Regions from separate parts of the Homo sapiens genome. Here regions 1 and 3 are each linked to region 2. Evidence: chromatin loops called from intact Hi-C (ENCODE). Cell type or tissue: endothelial cell of umbilical vein. All regions are shown on one strand. Region 1 overlaps FAM13A (family with sequence similarity 13 member A). Region 2 overlaps FAM13A (family with sequence similarity 13 member A). Region 3 overlaps HERC3 (HECT and RLD domain containing E3 ubiquitin protein ligase 3).

Region 1 (2,500 bases), 62 kb before region 2:
CAGTTTCTAAGGCAGGCAATGGAAACAGGAGCCGATGCCAAATGGTCTAGAGGCAGAAGGGCTGCATGCTTTGCAGGGCCAGCCCCAAGGCTGCCTTCCAGAGCTGCACTTTCTCTGGGGACAGTAAACTCTCACCGCAGCTGCCAGCCCCCTGTGCTTGGCCATGCCCCTCACATGGACTTGGAATCAGTGTCTCTCTTGCTGATGAGCACCTCCAGGAGCCTCAGTTTCGCCTTTATGTGCTTATATTCACTGTATTCTTCAGCCATAGGAGTGCGGTCTTCCTTCTGGACATTTCTAATGCAAATAAAGGAAAAAGGGGTCTGAGGATCATTTTCTGTCTTTGCTAGATACTATTCATCGGGCAAATTATCATTGTTTAGAAACTTTGCAGTTTATCAACTTGTAGAATCAGTGTTGCCGAGTGGCCCTTGGTCTCAAGACTGGGGCTGGATTTAGACAAGTAATGAAAATGTTTCACCCAGAAGGCAACATGCAACTGAGTTTTTATATAGTTAATCTGGCATCCTGTATGATAAGAAGGCTAAGAAATGCAGAAATTCTCTCTGCTAAGTATGAATTCACATTGAGCTCTCATACACCAAAATCTTTTATTCATACTTAATGTTTTCTCATTCTTATATATTTCATCTCGTGAAATTTTAAATTTTTAATTAGCAACTGGTCCACAACTTAGTTTTTTTTTTTTTTTTTTTTTCCAAAAACAGATAGTTAATACTCCTACTTATCATAAAACTGTGTTAGAATTCAGCAGCTGGATTACATAATACTATTATAATAAGCCTTTATTATTGAGTAACTTTACATACATAATATTTATATGCACAAGTATTTGAGAGCTTATAGGTCAAGCCCTGTGCTAAGTACTTTGTACCCATGATCTGATAGAACCCTTATAACACCTTGATGAGATGCAGCCATTTTCTACACACTACACATGATGAAACCAGCACAGGAAATCAGATAACTTGCCTGCTCTTGGCCACCACGCGGTGCGCTGCTGCTTTGTGTTTTATGGGAAATTGCACATGGCAAACATTCAACCATAGGCTTCCTGCCTTTATTATTAAAGGGCAAATATGGGTAAGGAGGATAGCATGGGGCTTGATTTGTTCAATGACCTAAAAATAAACTGATCTTATTCATACCCTGCCTTGTTCTAGGAAAGGATTCTAGTGGCTTCTCAGCAGAGGGCAGGGCAAGGAACAGGTGCTCAGGAATTGGAGCATCTGGCACGCAGGCCCCCACTGCACTCTGAGGGGCTTCACTCTCCTCAGACACGAAGTCATGGAACCAGAGCTTATCTCCTAAGTCCCTCATAGTTCTAAACTTTTTTGACAATTAAGTTAACGTCCTCCATTGACATTTTCTTAAAACCTGGGTGGTTTGCGTAATTCTACATGTATAAGATATCTGTGCATAATGTGACTTAGAATAATATAAAAAAGGATAAGCCAAAAAATAGGCTTAGATGAAAGACTGGAAAGATACACGTCAAAACATTAATTCTGACTTGTCTTTGGTTATTATTGTTTTGGGAATTACTACTTAAATTTGCTTACCTATATTTTCTAAATACTGTGCAATGGGTGGGAAATGAAAAGCAAGTGTTTAGGTATAAAAATATATGAGACATATCCAAATCAGAGATCCTAAAAGTAAATTCATACAATAATTGTTAAACTAAACTGAAATACAATATATTTTAAATGACAAAGTTAATTTTTATGGTGCTTTCATTTCCCCAAACTTTCAAGAAGTATAAAAGAGGACTCAAGAGAAACAATACTTACATAGCTTCAGTAATCTGGGTTAAATCCAATTTAAAATGATAAAACCTAACTCCAATGTAAGAGATGCAAATCTGTTCCTGGTTCTTTCCTCAGGCTCCTACTGTGACTTTCGGTAAGATTTTTGTGTGCTGTTGCTTGTAAACATGAAAGACTAAATTGTGCCTTAAAATTCACTGGCGAGAGGCAGCCCATCAACCAGGTAGATTTACTGCTTTTCTTTTCTTTGTTTTTTTTGAGACGAAGTCTTGCTCTGTAGCCCAGGCTGCAGTGCAGTGGCGTGATCTCGGCTCACTGCAACCTTGGCCTCCCGGGTTCAAGTGATTCTCTTGCCTCAGCCTCGAGTAGCTGGGATTACAGGCCTGTGCTACTGCACCCGGCTAATTTTTTGTATTTTTAGTAGAGATGGGGTTTCACCATGTTGGTCAGGCTGGTCTTGAACTCCTTACCTCATGTAATCCACCCTCCTTGACCTCCCAAAGTGCTAGGATTACAGGCGTGAGCCACCACGCCTGGCCGACTTACTGATTTTCATACATATTTTTCATTTAAACTTGGCAATTATCACCTTCATTTTTGAAATGAGCTTGAAAATCAGTAATACTTAGATCTCTCTTTCCCTTGTTTCTCTAGCTCCTTTTATTTAGAAATGAAGTCTCACTCTATTGCCCAGAATAGAGTGCAGTAGC
Region 2 (2,500 bases):
TAGGTTCAGTCAAATGAACTAAGTAGGGAGTAAAGACATGATTAATGGTTTAACCTTTAATTACATTATCCATTGCAAGATGCCTCCCAAAGTACATTAGACTACTTGCTAATATTAATTGATCCTGGCATTATTTTTAATGAAGTAAACAAAAAGCTCATATTTTCCAATGTTGGAGTTGTCTGTAGGAATACACATATAGAAGCTCAAATAAGAATACCTATGTAGTCCTCTCCTCCATATAGTTTAAAAGTCACTGGCTGCTTATTATCTGAATTTTCCAATACTGTACACCATTAGAGTTGCTTTTTTTTTCTGTTTAATAAGTGGGACAGGGCATTAAAAAAAAAAAACCCAAAGCCCAAAAACCCAACCCAAATAACTTACTCTCCGGTTGCAGACACATTGCTGACTTGGGGTACATGAGCACTGCAGAAAAGAAGCAAAGAGAAAGTCAGGTTAGATGAAAGATCAGAGATGATGAACCAAACATGTGAAGTGGATCGCAGGCTGAAAGAAATTAGCTCAGTCCCAAGTGATCCCCAAAACAATGTTTAACCATCCAATGAAAGATGCTCATTTTCACTTGTTTCTAGAAATGGAGATGGCCCTGCTTGCTTATAACAGTGGCTTTTTCTCCTTTTAAAAGTTGTCCAAGGCAGACAATTCTATAACTAAATTTGGAAAACCATCTCTTAGCTGTCAACCTATTGCCACAGCAGCCCTAGTTCAAGGTCTTTTCATTTTCCTAAAATGTTAATTGTGGCCATGTGCCTTCCTGCCACCTACTTCACCTATTTCTATCTTTTCCCAGCCCAAATCCATTCCCTTCCTTCTCCTCTTAGGCCAGGAAACAGAACATCTTTCTAAAACTCTGCTCTCAACAGGCAGAGGGCAGTGGGGACGACAGGGATAGAGAACAAGGAACCGATATTGTTTTCTATATGACTATTTCTAAACCATCTTTTCGAAGCCACATTTTCTTCCTAAGTTTCTCAGGATGGAAAGCATCTCAAGCTCTGTAATGTGTCAGCTTAACATCTAATTTACAATGTTTTTGTTGAGCACTTACAAATTTTCATGATTTTCCCATTTTTTTAAAGCCTGAATTCTTTTAAAAGTATTGAGAAGTGGTCAACACAAAGTAGAATGATAAAATTACAAAACACTATCAGGTTAGCATGCTTCAGAACTTTCCCCCTCATGCCTGCACTTATGTTCACATAACCACAATGAGTGTTGAGGCTGGCAGCTATTTTAATTGTATTAACACATTACATTCTCACAATCTGCCCTCTAGTGTTTAGTTGGCTTGTGAATCAAGATTTAAAAGTGCCTATCCTTTAAAAGAAGAGGTTAAATATTGAGCAGATTTGAGACAATCTTTAGTCGTGTCAAACTATAGTTCTACCTAATAGTCCTAATAGTTCTTTTCTTTCTTTGTAGAGACATTCAAAGAAAATCAAAGTTGTTAAGGACCAATATTGATAGTTGTCTTTCAATTACTCCAAACATTCTAATTTATACGATATAATTTTCAACATATGAATATGTTGCTTGGGAATCATCTGTCAGGTTTTTCTCCCATGTAAGTGTATATCTCATCTCTTTCAATGTAGAATCTCAAGGCCTCAAGGGACTGTACAATATTTCTCATTTTCTTTCATCACACTCCCTCCCACTACCACCACCATCATGTCTTCCATAGTACTCATTATCCCAGAGGTGATCAAAAAATGTTTACTCTTTCGCCCAAGATAATTTTCTTTAGCTAAAGCTGTAGCTCTTTGTTATGGCCACAGACAAACCCAGAAAAACCACGTAAAATCATGTGATTAGGTAAAAGGGAAGCTGATTCAAATTCGTATTAAATAATTAAGAAGATAAGTAAATAAATACAAACACCCTAAGACTTACTGAGTACTTACTATGTTCCAGACACTGTGCTAAGTACTTTTACATAGTTTTTTTTTCACTTATTATTTACAATAACCCTATGAAGAGGTACTACTCTTTTCCCTGTTTTCAGATGAAGAGGTTAGAAAGGTTAAATAACTTACCCACAGCCATAGAACCAAGAAATAAATGAGCTAGGATTTGAACCAAGAAAGGTTTTAGCTCAGAGTCTAAGCTCTTAATCACTCCACTAGCTTGTCTTTCAATCCATTACTCACTACAGTCATCTTTGGATATGGAGGCCTGGCCTTAGGTATTTTACTTTGCTTTTAATTACAACAATTTCTCCTCTGCCTCACAATGCCTGTTATTCATAGTGGTTCCCAGGCTACATAACCAACAATAAAACCCTTTCTGCTTTCTGTCTTTAACTGGAACAAGCAGTCCTTGCTTTTGCTACTTTGTGGCTTACCCTCTGTAAATTCAACAATATATAATTAACTCCTATACTCCACTTCTCAGTACAGTTACACAACCTTGGTTTTGAGAGCAGGGACCCATATGAGTAATGACTCGGGGAAAACCCAGAAGAGAGTAAAGAATG
Region 3 (2,500 bases), 120 kb before region 2:
CATCATGCCTGGCTAATTTTTGTATTTTTTGTAGAGATGGGGTTTTGTGATGTTTCCCAAGCTGGCCTTGAACTCATGAGCTCAAGTGATTCACCAGCCTCGGCCTCCCAAAGTGCTGGGATTACAGGGGTAAGCCACTGTGCCTGGCCAGGAAAATACTTTTTAATATAAATGAGTTAGAGTGTTCTAAATGGGCTGACTTGGGAAATTTAACATGGAGGCTAGTAATGAACTCTGTTTTCACTTTCAAATTTAGGAATTATTAAAAAATAAGCCCTTCTGTTTTATCAATTTATGAATAATTATTCACTGAATAATAACATTATGAGCAGAAAAATAAGCCTGATGAATTATTTAGTCCAACTGCTTTGTTTCTAGATGAGGAAATGGAAGTTAAACAATTTTTCCACTAATTTCATTAGTAGCAGTAAAAGTCAATTCTTCTGATTTCTAATCTACCCTTTCTGTGACTTGATGCTGAATAAAATAAGTCTAACAAATTGTAATTCTTTTTTACTCTGAAAAAGAAGTTGCTCATGTTAAAATCTAGATTATTATGACAGTAGTCTCTGAGTAGAGATATTTAAGTAACTTTTACAATATTTTAAACTTCCTTTCTTTTAACATTTGATAAATATCTTATCAGATCTTGAATAACAGATGCTCATCTCTTCAATAACTATAATAGTTATTAAAGAAATATGGAAAATTACATGAAATTAGTATATGGCCTTTTGTGATTTTTGTGGAATTTTTTTTATTGTATGAGGTACAATGCTATTAGAAATTGAATTTTAAATGTCTTGATATTTTGAAGTTTAATTTAAAATACTAAAGCTATTTCATATGTTATTTTTGTTTAACTACTTTTAAATAATAGATGGATTTTTTTGATGTGTGTTGGCATTTTTAGCTTGTTAATAGCTGAGGCTGTGTAGTATATTATTGAGCACATGCTCCAGTCAAAAAGACCTGGGTTCAGTTCCTTACTCTGGTCTAATGGCCATGGCCTTAGACAAGTTACCTAATTTCTATAGGCCCAGCATCCTCTTTTGTGAGTAAGAATTATAACAGATTGTGGAAATTAAATGGGAGAAAGCATGGAAAGACCTTGCTTAGCAGAGTACTTAGCATATAATAAGCCCTCAATAAATATTTTTCACGAAGCAGTTCTTGAGTACCTAATGTGTGCCATCTGCCTGCTAGTCACAGTGGAAACATGTATGGATATGGTGTCTACCTTTGCAGAGTGTTTAGCCCAGAAGCAGCAGTGAAAAATTGCAAAGGGATCTAACACATGTGTGCAGAAGGAACATTCTAAAGTGGCTGATTTTTACTCCTTTTAAAGAAGAGGTGGTAGTGGTTCCTTTACTTCAATCAGTAACTTGCCATTATCTGCACTTAAAAACCAAATAGCACAGAGTGAATGAGTGGTGGGCTCCTCTAGAGGGCAGCACAAGTGGGGAAAGTCAGTGCCACAGTGTAAATACTTAAAAAATAAAAGCTAGATAAAGCTCGACATCTTGCTGTATGTGTTAAAGGAGACGCAGCCAGGCAGTGTTTTGTCCCCAGTTATGAGTATTGTGCACGTGTGAGACAAGACAGGCACTAAGGCAGAGGAGGCTGTATTTCTTCTCCAGCACTGCAGGTGTGCGTGTAGTGCCTCCTGCCCCACTTGCAGCCACATTTAGGAGATGTTGACTTCGTATTTAAAAAAAAATGATATTCCCAATTTTTCTGTTCTATCCCATTTACTTATTCATTGCTTCTATTTCATATACTTTAAAAATGAGCTTAGGTCACAGTGCAGCCCCGTTTCAGGCAGGGAGACTTGAAATATGGTCCACTAGTACTTTACTAGTTTTAAGTCTGTGATACTCATTTTTGAGGAATGGATAGTCCAAGACAAGTAGCCTCTCAGGAGATAATCATGTATCTTATCAGTTCGTATGCATCCTTCTAGGTTATGAATAGCAATAGTGGCACAAAATCATGCAGATTTATTTTGTATAATATGGAAATACCAGTGTGAGTACAATTTCTAAAATATTCAGTATTCACAGAATAAAAATTAATGAAATTAAATTATTATATATCAAATACAAAAACTTACAGACTTACAAAAAGTCTGTGGATGTATAAGCAGACCTTTGCTACAGATTCGCGGCTTCTTTTGACTGAATATCGCTCCATCCTTTGCCTTCCTTAGAGTTGGCACTTCTGTTTTGTAAGGCTTCCATATCTTCCTGCCTGCCTTGCTGGCTCACCTGAGACTTCTCTAGACCACCAGCTCTGGGCAGTGTCTCTCTGGCTTTGGCTGTGGCTCCTAACTGAGGCAGTTTTGGATTTCTTCCCAGCCATCCCACTCAACAGAGAGAATGGTGACCCTGCCCTCAATTTAACTCCTCCCCTTCTCCAGTAGAAAGATCAGCCCGCTTCCAAATCTGGGTTCCTTCACCTCTGGGGTGTGGGAAGGGGTCAGGTGAGGGATGCTTAGAGG

The links. Peaks named below come from ENCODE experiments on the same cell type or tissue, not always from the same donor. Only the 100,000 strongest peaks of a DNase experiment are listed, where the experiment ranks them.
Region 1: a loop joins it to region 2, with 2.1 times the contacts of the local background. A loop is called at or near these places in 7 of 110 quality-filtered maps.
Region 3: a loop joins it to region 2, with 6 times the contacts of the local background. A loop is called at or near these places in 4 of 110 quality-filtered maps.

The regions. Positions count from the first base shown.
Region 1 is chr4:88,728,363-88,730,862 of GRCh38, forward strand. It overlaps FAM13A (family with sequence similarity 13 member A), which reads right to left. Exons shown (of 24, transcript NM_014883.4): 24 at 1-297. The coding sequence ends at 171. It overlaps FAM13A-AS1 (FAM13A antisense RNA 1), which reads left to right. Exons shown (of 5, transcript NR_002806.2): 5 at 1-1,741. Among named protein-coding and RNA genes, the nearest start is that of FAM13A-AS1, 20 kb to the left of the region's middle. In endothelial cell of umbilical vein, no CTCF peak of the experiment used is centred here; a DNase peak (open chromatin) is centred at 1,039.
Region 2 is chr4:88,790,199-88,792,698 of GRCh38, forward strand. It overlaps FAM13A (family with sequence similarity 13 member A), which reads right to left. Exons shown (of 24, transcript NM_014883.4): 9 at 388-429. Among named protein-coding and RNA genes, the nearest start is that of FAM13A-AS1, 82 kb to the left of the region's middle. In endothelial cell of umbilical vein, no CTCF peak of the experiment used is centred here; a DNase peak (open chromatin) is centred at 1,293.
Region 3 is chr4:88,671,675-88,674,174 of GRCh38, forward strand. All of the region lies in intron 16 of HERC3 (HECT and RLD domain containing E3 ubiquitin protein ligase 3), which reads left to right. Among named protein-coding and RNA genes, the nearest start is that of NAP1L5, 25 kb to the right of the region's middle. In endothelial cell of umbilical vein, a CTCF peak has its summit at 1,459 (motif pointing right); a DNase peak (open chromatin) is centred at 1,457.